2 separate regions of the Homo sapiens genome follow, and region 2 is linked to region 1. A link is a contact called in ENCODE Hi-C or POLR2A ChIA-PET data. All regions are on one chromosome and are shown on one strand. Each heading gives the region's core, a stretch centred on a gene start or an enhancer-like site at or near the end of the contact. The rest is flanking DNA. Distances are from core to core; before and after follow the strand shown. Region 1 overlaps RNF11 (ring finger protein 11). Region 2 overlaps FAF1 (Fas associated factor 1).

What was found. Hi-C counts contacts between places; a loop is a spot of excess contacts on that map. ChIA-PET counts read pairs that join two places held with the same protein, here RNA polymerase II (POLR2A). Pooled maps may share reads with other maps.
Region 2: a map of HCT116 shows a loop between it and region 1 (2.3-fold over the local background). The contact joins two enhancer-like sites. A Hi-C loop is called at or near these places in 1 of 168 maps with a recorded cell type or tissue (HCT116) and 2 of 50 pooled maps. POLR2A ChIA-PET finds 5 or more read pairs at or near these places in 1 of 52 experiments (OCI-LY7).

The regions. Positions count from the first base shown.
Region 1 is chr1:51,266,208-51,270,855 of GRCh38, reverse strand. RNF11 (ring finger protein 11) reads right to left here. Exons shown (of 3, transcript NM_014372.5): 2 at 731-900. Among named protein-coding and RNA genes, the nearest start is that of RNF11, 32 kb to the right of the region's middle. Within about 2 kb of position 2,620, at least 2 of the 41 ENCODE cell types and tissues checked have a DNase peak (open chromatin) inside an H3K27ac peak, as active enhancers do.
Region 2 is chr1:50,870,608-50,875,135 of GRCh38, reverse strand. All of the region lies in intron 1 of FAF1 (Fas associated factor 1), which reads left to right. Among named protein-coding and RNA genes, the nearest start is that of FAF1, 87 kb to the left of the region's middle. RefSeq lists an enhancer at 1,185-1,479. Within about 2 kb of position 1,580, at least 3 of the 41 ENCODE cell types and tissues checked have a DNase peak (open chromatin) inside an H3K27ac peak, as active enhancers do.

The sequences.
Region 1 (4,648 bases), core at 1,371-3,870:
GCAGATACCTGAAGGAGAATGGGATTATTTTAGGTAGAAAAGCATCAGTTAGATCAACTTTGTTTTCTTGCACTATTTAGTGTAATCCTGGACTAAGACAATTTTCATTTTAGTAACTGTAAAACAGAAACACTAACTTCGGGCAACTTTGTTTCCTTGTGCTATTTAGAGTAATCCTAGAGTAAGATAATTTTCATTTTAATAACTGTAAAAACAGAAACACTAACTTCAGCCTACTTACTGGGTTGCTGTAAGTTAAAGCTCTCTTCATTAACACTAACTTTCTCTTATTTTACTTTATTTTACTTTTTGAGACAGAGTTTCAAGTGATTCTCCCACCTCAGCCTCCCAAGTGGTTGGGATTACAGGCGCGTGCCACCATGCCTGGCTAATTTTCGTATTTTCAGTAGAGATGAGGTTTCACCATGTTGGCCAGGTTGGTCTCGAACTCCTGGCCTCAAGTGATCCCCCGACCTCAGCCTCCCAAAGTGCTGGGATTACAGGCATAAGCCACTGTGCTCGGCCTGTGAAAATTCTTAATTACTACATAACATTCTCTTGCTAGTAGCCAGTAATAGAGCTATGAAAAAAAATTAAACATTCTCTTGCATTAAGCGAAGTGTTTCAATATATTAAATGTCTGACTTTCTAAAGTGCAGGAGAAAAGGCAAATTTTTCAAAAGCAATCTGAAAATAAAACTTTGAAATGTACAAATTAATTAAAACTTACTCCCGGATCTTTTTTTCTGATCCATCTCTTCCAGGGTCATAAACTCCTTTAGGCAGATGTTGTATAAGACCTATTCTTTGAGCTATCCTAATTTGTTCCTCTTCAGTCAGCTGAGTTGCTAGCCGAGTCTGGCTAGGTGTTGGGTGGTAGACTGGAACTGGAACTTGTTCCTAAAATATTAAAATATAGAGGAAAAAGATTATTTTTTAAAAACCTTTCGAGGGCTTATTTTTTGGTCAGAGATAGAAGGGAAAGGGAGCCCTGGGAGGGGTAGGAAGCTGGGCTAGTGTTTGGCTGTATGACTGTGTTTCACCCTGCCTTAACTTCAGCTACTAGAATAAAACATACACACACCAAAACATTCTCATTCTGCCTAAAGGATATAAACACAGACTTCACTGAACTGGCATGGAATGTTAAATGAACTATTTCCACATGATAAGAGACCAGCCTGGACAACATAGCAAGACCTCATCTCTAAAAATAATTTTTAAAACTTTTTAAATGGACTGGACTATGGCAAAAATAAATCTAAAAGTTATCTAAGACTAACTTTCCCATTTCATAGGACCAAGCTTGCCTACAGTCACTAATTGACAATACTGAAATTAGAATTCTGCTGCTCCTAATCCAACTGATTTTTTACACAACAAAACAATTCAAAGGAATCGTGTGTATAACCCCCACCTTTTTTTGAGATAGGGTCTCCCTCTGTTGCCCAGGCTTAAGTGCAGTGGCACAAACACAACTTACTGTAAACTCAACCCCCTGGGCTCAAGCAATCCTCCAACCTCAGCCTCCTGAGTAGTGGGGCCACAGGGTTGAGCCATGGTGCCTGGCCTATAATAATATTTAAAACTGAGCAACTCTGATGGAATGAAGCTGGGATGGAGTGTGGCCTAGAAGGGATGAGGCTCCCCATCCCCAAGCCCTCACCTTGGTTACCTTTGCAGAATCCTCAGAATCAACAGAGCAGTCTGAAAAACACTACTATCTCAGAAGATGAGATTTTCAGTCTGAAGAATTAAATTATAAGATTTCAGTCTCAGCTCGGCTACTTACTGTGATTGCTTGGACCAAGTCTCTTAATGTCTTTGAATAAAGCAGATAACAGTACCCACTTTAAAGAGTTGATATAATCATGAGATAACTAAGAGCTTTGTAAATGCCAATATTTGTAAATTATTCTAACATCTCCCCAACGTCATGATTCTCCCCATCATGATTCTCTGCTTTGCAGACTTTAAGCTAAGTGCTACTGTCCTTGGCTTTGGTCCTGGCTTTCTGGCTTCTCTTTGAATACTACAAACTCTTGGACTCTGTTGTGATCTCTGCCAGCTCTGAGTTCTTCAACCCTTGAATTACCATTTCCAGTCTAAATTACCTTCCTGAATCTTAGCCTCAGTCCTAGTTGACCAGTTTTGATGAGCTGTCATCCACACGCAAACTGGGAACAAATTGGTTTAAGACTAAGATAATATAAAGGGTCTCTTAAATCCTTGAACCTAACAAACAAAAATAACTAAATTGTTTTAGAGAAAATAAACTCCAACTATGGGTTTTTCAGAGGCTAGATTTCTTCAGTCTTGTGGTTCACATACGTGTAGAGAACACAGAAAGCAGAACAGAAAAGGAAAGTTCTACTTTACGGGGAAACATTAATAAACATTAAAGAAGAAAATAAAAACTATATTTTAATTCACGTTATGAGTGTATTTTCTCCTTTGGTATTTTTTTGTTAAAACAAAGGAACCCTCTCTATATCTTTTAGATATTTAAAATGATTGAACAATCTAATTTCAGTTTACATGGTTCAGAAAACCATAGAGGAAAGGAAATGACTAAGACCTCCTGATATTTTAAAGATGAATGTGGCCTCACCCTTCTTACCACACATGCCTAATTTTAAATTTTAATTCCCATGATACTTGTTTTAAAATGGCTTGATATCTGAGTTATCAATTGTTTCATAACTAGACAGCCACTGATTTTCTAGGCAGCAAAATGGAATCCTGATTCAATTGTTGGCTAACAGACACTGAGTGAGTAGAAGATTAGACAGGGGTATAAAAACAACAATTTTAAAAGATGTGATGGCTGGGCATGGTAGCTCATGCGTGTAATCCCAGAACTTTGAAAGGCCGAGGCAGGCGTATCACCTGAGGTCAGGAGTTCGAGACCAGCCTGGCCAACATGGTAAAACACCATCTCTACTAAAAATACTAAAATTAGCTGGGCGTGGTGGTGCACGCCTGTAATCCCAGCTACTCAGTAAGCTGAGGCAAGAGAACTGCTTTAACCCGGGAGGCAGAGGTTGCAGTGAGCCAAGATCTTGCCACTGTACTCTAGCCTGGGCAACAGAGAGAGACTCCATCTTAACAACAAAAAAAGATATGGATTTGGGGGTGGTTCCCACCATTCCCTATCTGCGAACACTATATGGTTTATGTTCAACACCTGCTTCCCCTCTGAGAATCAGGAATTTTGTCATATGCTAGGCAGTGGGTGCCTAATCAGTACCTGGGGCACTGAGTCTCCAAATGAGCTTCTCTGGCAGAAAACCTTTCATATATGTTGAAGGAATTAAGCATGTCCTGTGTGACTCCACTAGGAGATAACTCTTGGAAGCTTGTGCTTAGTTCCCTTTAGACCAAAGCACCTTTCCCCTTAGCTGATTTTGCTTTGATTCTTTGCTGTAACAAATCATAGATGTGAGTAAGATTATATACTAAGTCCTAAGAGCCCTCCTATTGAATCACCAAACCTGGGGACTGTTTTGAGGACCTCCAACGCCAGTGCTAGGTTGTGCTCCCACTTTATATTTGCAAAGCTACTGTGTTTCGTCCCCAGCTGAAAACAAATGAAAAATAAATAAATATTTTGATTAGCCTATTTCAGGGCCTAAATATGGACCTAATGACAAAAGGTATACAAACACATCTCACTGCAACCTCCAACTTCTAGGCTCAAGTAATCCTCCCACTGCAGCCTCCCCAGTAGCTGGGATTACAGGTACACAACACCATGCCCAGCAATTTTTTTGTTTTGGTAGAAACAGTGTCTCGCTGACCAGGCTGACCAAACTCCTGGCCTCAAGCGATCCTCTAGCCTTGGCCTCCCAAAGTGCTGAGATTACAGGTGAGAGCCACTGTGTCCGGGCTATGTGGGTAGTCTGATAAGGGCAGGGGCTATGTCTGTTTTGCTTACCAATGTTTACTACCTACTCAGCACGGTATCTGGCACACAGTTGGGACTCAACATAATTATATAACTGAATAACCTAAATCAAAGCACTTATGTTCTTGTAATATACATTATATACATATTAGAACTTTGTAGATATGCTATGAAAAATTGCTAATGCGCCTGGCACAGTGGCTCACGCCTGTAATCCTTGCAGTTTGGAAGGCCAAGACAGGCGGATAGCTTGAGCTCAGGAGTTTGAGACCAGCCTGGGCAACATGGTGAAACCCCGTCTCTATAAAAGATACAAAAATTAGCCAGAAGTGGTGATGTACACCTGTAGTCCCAGCTACCTCGGGGACTGAGGCAGCAGGATCGCTTGAGCCCAGGAGGTTGAGCTACAGTGAGACGAGATCACACCACTACACTCCAGACTGGGTGACAAAGTGAAAGAAAAAGAAAAAAGAAAAACTGCTAATGATTTGGATTAAATAACAATAAGAAAAAGAAAAACTGCTGTCTCAAAAAGAAAAAAAAAAGAAAAACTGCTAATGATTTGGATTAAATAACAATAAAACCAAAAAGGAAAACTTGATATAAATTACACCCAACATTCTCCCAAGTGAAAATACCTGGGTTGTTGTCTCTTTCAAAACTCCACCTACCCATCCCACAGGAACTTCAATAGGTCCAAAACCAAACCAAATATACTTCCTTCCACATGCCTCTCAAACT
Region 2 (4,528 bases), core at 331-2,830, 390 kb after region 1:
TGATTTATAGAATACTTTGAAAAACAAAAAAATTCAGTATTCTTTAATATGAATTCATATATAATGTAAAAATATAAAAAACATGGTGGTATAACTTTCTCACACTTCTGGGAAGGGAAGAAGGAAAAGAAATGAGATACCAACTTGGGCAACATGGCAAAACCCTGTCTCTACAAAAACAGAAAACGAAAAACAAAGATTAGCTGGGCATGGTGGTCCATGGCTGTAGTCTCAGCTACATTACAGGCTGAGACAGGAGAACTGCTTGAGCTCGGGAGGTTGAGGCTGCAGTGACCTGTGACTGCACCACTGCACTCCAGCCCAGGTGACAGAGTGAGACCCTGTCTCCAAAAAAAAAAAAAAAAAAAAAAAAAAAAGAAAGAAAAGAAAATAAGATGGAGAAGGGATGGAGACTTAAATCATCTATAAACATTTCTGACTTTTTTAGAAAGTGGGTTTGAAATATATAGGGCAGTTGGCTGTGCATGGTGGCTAATGCCAGTAATCCTTGTGCATTGGGAGACTGAGGCAGGTGGATTGTATGAGACCAGTACCTCAAGACCAGCCTAGGTAATAGTGAGACTCCATTTCTACGAAAAGTAAAGAAATTAGCTGGGTTTGGTGGTGCTCGCCTGTAGTCCTAGCTACTTGGGAGCTGAGGTGGGAGGATCACTTGAGTTTAGGAGTTCAGTATTATAGTGAGCTGTGATCACACTACTATACTCTAGGCTAGGTGACAGAGTGAGACTCTGTCTCAAAACAATAAATTAAAAACATATAGCAAATATTAAAATTATGAAGTGTTGATGGAGGGTATACCAGGGTATGGGATGGTTTTATTTTTATGTTTAAGAAATTAGTTTTAAGACAGAATGAAGAAAATAATAAACAATAGACTTTCAAATGGTCTGGTAGACTGAAGACCCTCTTTAATACTAAATAAAATCAGCCAGTAGAATAAAGTATTAACAACAAAAATACTAAATATGGTCAAGCTAGAAAGCAAAAATAGACAATTGTCAGGTACTAGAACCAAAAAGGGAAATCAGTGTCATTGCAATGGTTTTATCAGAACCTCCCAGACTAAGCCCCAAATTTTGGGTCTCACATACCCTGCATCATTTCTACAGTTGCTTTCAGCAACTGGCCCTCTCAACTGGATGTAGATACTAGGGGCTGAAGACTGGTCTTATGCCTGGAGATGAGATATAAGACCTCTGTTCTCTAGCAATGATGCAGGGTATGCGAGACCCAAGATTTGCTTAGCCTGGGAGGTTTCTTGGCTTTGCACAGAAAAGAATTCAAGAATGAGTCAGCAGTGAAACACAGCAACTTTATTAAACTCACACTGCCACCTTGCGGAGCAGGGCTAACCTATAGGCAGTGTGCCGAGAGCCCTTGTGGGCTGTTGGTTAATAATTTACACCCACTTTTAATTACATGCAAATTAAGGCACAGGTTTTTCAGAAATCCCTAGAAAAGGAGTGGTAACTTCTGAGTTGTGGCATTTGTAAAGTATCATGGTGTTGGTCGGAGTATCTTATGCTAATGAACAATGAGTGTCACTAGAGGTTGCTTTTGGCGCCATCTGCAGGTTCTGGCCATTTTCTTAAGTTTGTCTTGCCCAGATGGGGAAGTAAGTCCTGCTGGTGTCTTGTCATACAAGGAAGGAGCTATAAAAGCCTGGCGTGTACATTTCAAATAATGTCTAGTAAAATTTTCGTGAAGATTCAGGGAAGCAGTAAAAAAGGTGACCATTTACCCAGGGCCATAGGGGAAAAAGGCATCGTTAGCCTCAAAAAGTGAGAACTATTTTAGGCTCAGTTCCCGACCAATGCGGTAAAGTAGATATCTGAATAAAGTGAGTCACTAATTTTTTGGTTTCCCAGTGCATATAAGTTATATTTACACTATTATGTAGCCCATTAAGTGTGCAGTAGCATTATGTCTTAAAAAGAAAAGCATGTACCTTAATTTTAAAACACTTTATTGTTAAAAAAAATGCTAATTATCACCTGAGCCTTCAGCAAGTATTAATCTTTTTGCTGGTGAAGGGTCTTGCCTCAACGTTGATAGGTGCTGACTGATCAGGATAGTGGTTGCTGAAAGTTGGGGTGGCTCTAGCAATTTCTTAAAATAAGACAACAATTACATTTGCTGCATTGGTTGGCCTTCTTTCATGAGAGGTTTCTGTGTAGCATGCAGTGCTGTTTGATAGCAATTTTTTTTTTTTTTCCAGACGGAGTTTCGCTGTTGTTGCCCAGGCTGGAGTGCAGTGGCGCAATCTCGGCTCACTGCAACTCCGCCTCCCAGGTTCAAGCGATTCTCCTGCCTCAGCCTCCTGAGTAGCTGGGATTACAGGCACCCACCACCACACCCAGCTACTTTTTTTTGTATTTTTAGTAGAGATAGGGTTTCACCATGTTGGGCAGCCTGGTCTCGAACTCCTGACCTCAGGTGTTCTGCCTGCCTCGGCCTCCCAAAGTGCTGGGATTATAGGCATGAGCCACCGCGCCCAGCCTGTTTGATAGCATTTTACACAAACTAGAGCTTCTTTCAAAATTGGAGTCAATCCTCTCAAACCCTACTGCTGCTTTATCAGTTAAGGTTATGTCATAGTCTAAATCCTTTGTTTACATTTCAACAGTGTTCACAGCATCTACATCAGGAGTAGATTTTCATCTCAAGAAACCACTTTTTTTGCTCATCCATAAGAAGCAACTTCGTATCTATTCAGGTTTTATCATAAGATTGCAGCAATTCATGCATATCTTCACACTCCACTTCTAATTCTAGTTATCTTGCTGTCTTCACCATATCTGCAGTTCCTCTGCTGAAGTCTTGAATCCCTCAAAATTATCCATAAGGGTGAGAATCAACTTCTCCCAAACTCTTGTTGATGTTGATATTTTGACCTCTTCCCATGAATTATGAATGGCATCTAGAATGGTGAATCCTTTCCAGAAAGTTTTCAGTGTACTTTGCCCAGATCCATAAGAGGAATCACTATCTACAGCAGCTATTATAGCTTTATGAAATGTATTTTCTTTTTCTTTTTTTTTTTTTTTTTTGAGATGGAGTCTGGCTCTGTTGCCCAGGCTGGAGTGCAGTGGCGCAATCTCGGCTCACTGCAACCTCCGCCTCCCGGGTTCATGCCATTCTCCTGCCTCAGCCTCCCGAGTAGCTGGGACTACAGGCGCCCGCCACTATGCCCGGCTAATTTTTTGTATTTTTGGTAGAGACGGGGTTTCACCGTGTTAGCCAGGATGGTCTCGATCTCCTGACCTCGTGATCCGCCCGCCTCGTTTTTCTAAATAACAAGACTTGAAATTCAAAAATAATCCTTGACCCATGAGCTACAGAATCGATGTTGTGTTAGCAGCCAGAAAAACAACTTTGATCTCTTTGTACATCTCTATCTGAGCTCTTGAGTAACCAAGTGCATTGTCAATGAATAGTAATAGTTTGAAAGGAATCTGTTTTTCTAAGCAGTAGGTCCCAGAAGCTGGGTTAAAATATTGAGTAACCCATATGGTAAAGAGATGTGCTGTCATTCAGGCTTTGTTGTTCCATTTAGAGAGCACAGGCAGAATAGATTTAGCATAATTCTGAAGAGACCTAGGATTTTCAGAATGGTCAATAAGCATTGGCTTCAGTTGAAAGTCACCATCTGCATTAGCCCCTAATGAGAAAGTCAGCCTGCCCTTTGAAGCTTTGAAGCCAGGCATTGACTTCTCTTTTGCTGTGATGATGTTTTCTTCCAATAGAAGGCTGTTTTATCCACATAGAATGTTACTACTGCTGTTTAGTGTAAGCATCTTCATCAATTAGCTAGGTCCTGAATAAAACTTACTACAGCTTCTACATCAGCACTTGCTGCTTCACCTTGCATTTTCATGTTATGGAGATGACTTCCTTCCTTGAACTTCTTGAGCCAACCTCTGCAAGCTTCAAACTTTTCTTCTGCGTGTCCTCACCTGTGTCGTAGAATGTAAGCAAGTTTGGTCCTTGCTCTGCATTAGGTTTTGGCTTAAGCAAAAGTTTCGACTGGTTTAATCTTCTATTCAGACCACTAAAACTTTCTCTATATTAGTAGTAAGGCTGTTCTGCTTTCTTATTATTTGTATATTCACTAGAGTAACACGTAATTTCCCTCAAGAACTTTTCCTTTGCATTCACAATGTGGCTATTTGGTGCAAAAAAACCTTGCTTTAAGCTTATCTCAACTTTCAACATTTCTTTCTCATTAAGCTTAATCATTTTAAGCTTTTGATTTAAAATGAGAAACATGACTTGAACACTTAGAGGCTATTGTTGGATTATTAATTGGCCTCGTTTCAATATTGTGTCTGAGAGAATAGGGACTCCCAAGGAGGAGAGAGATGGGGAACTGGCAGGTCAGCAGAGCAGTGAGGACACATACAACATTTATTGATGAAGTTCATTGTCTTGTGGGCATGGTTTGTGGCGCCTCAAAACAATTACAATAGTAACATCAAAGATCATAGATTACCATAATATATATAAT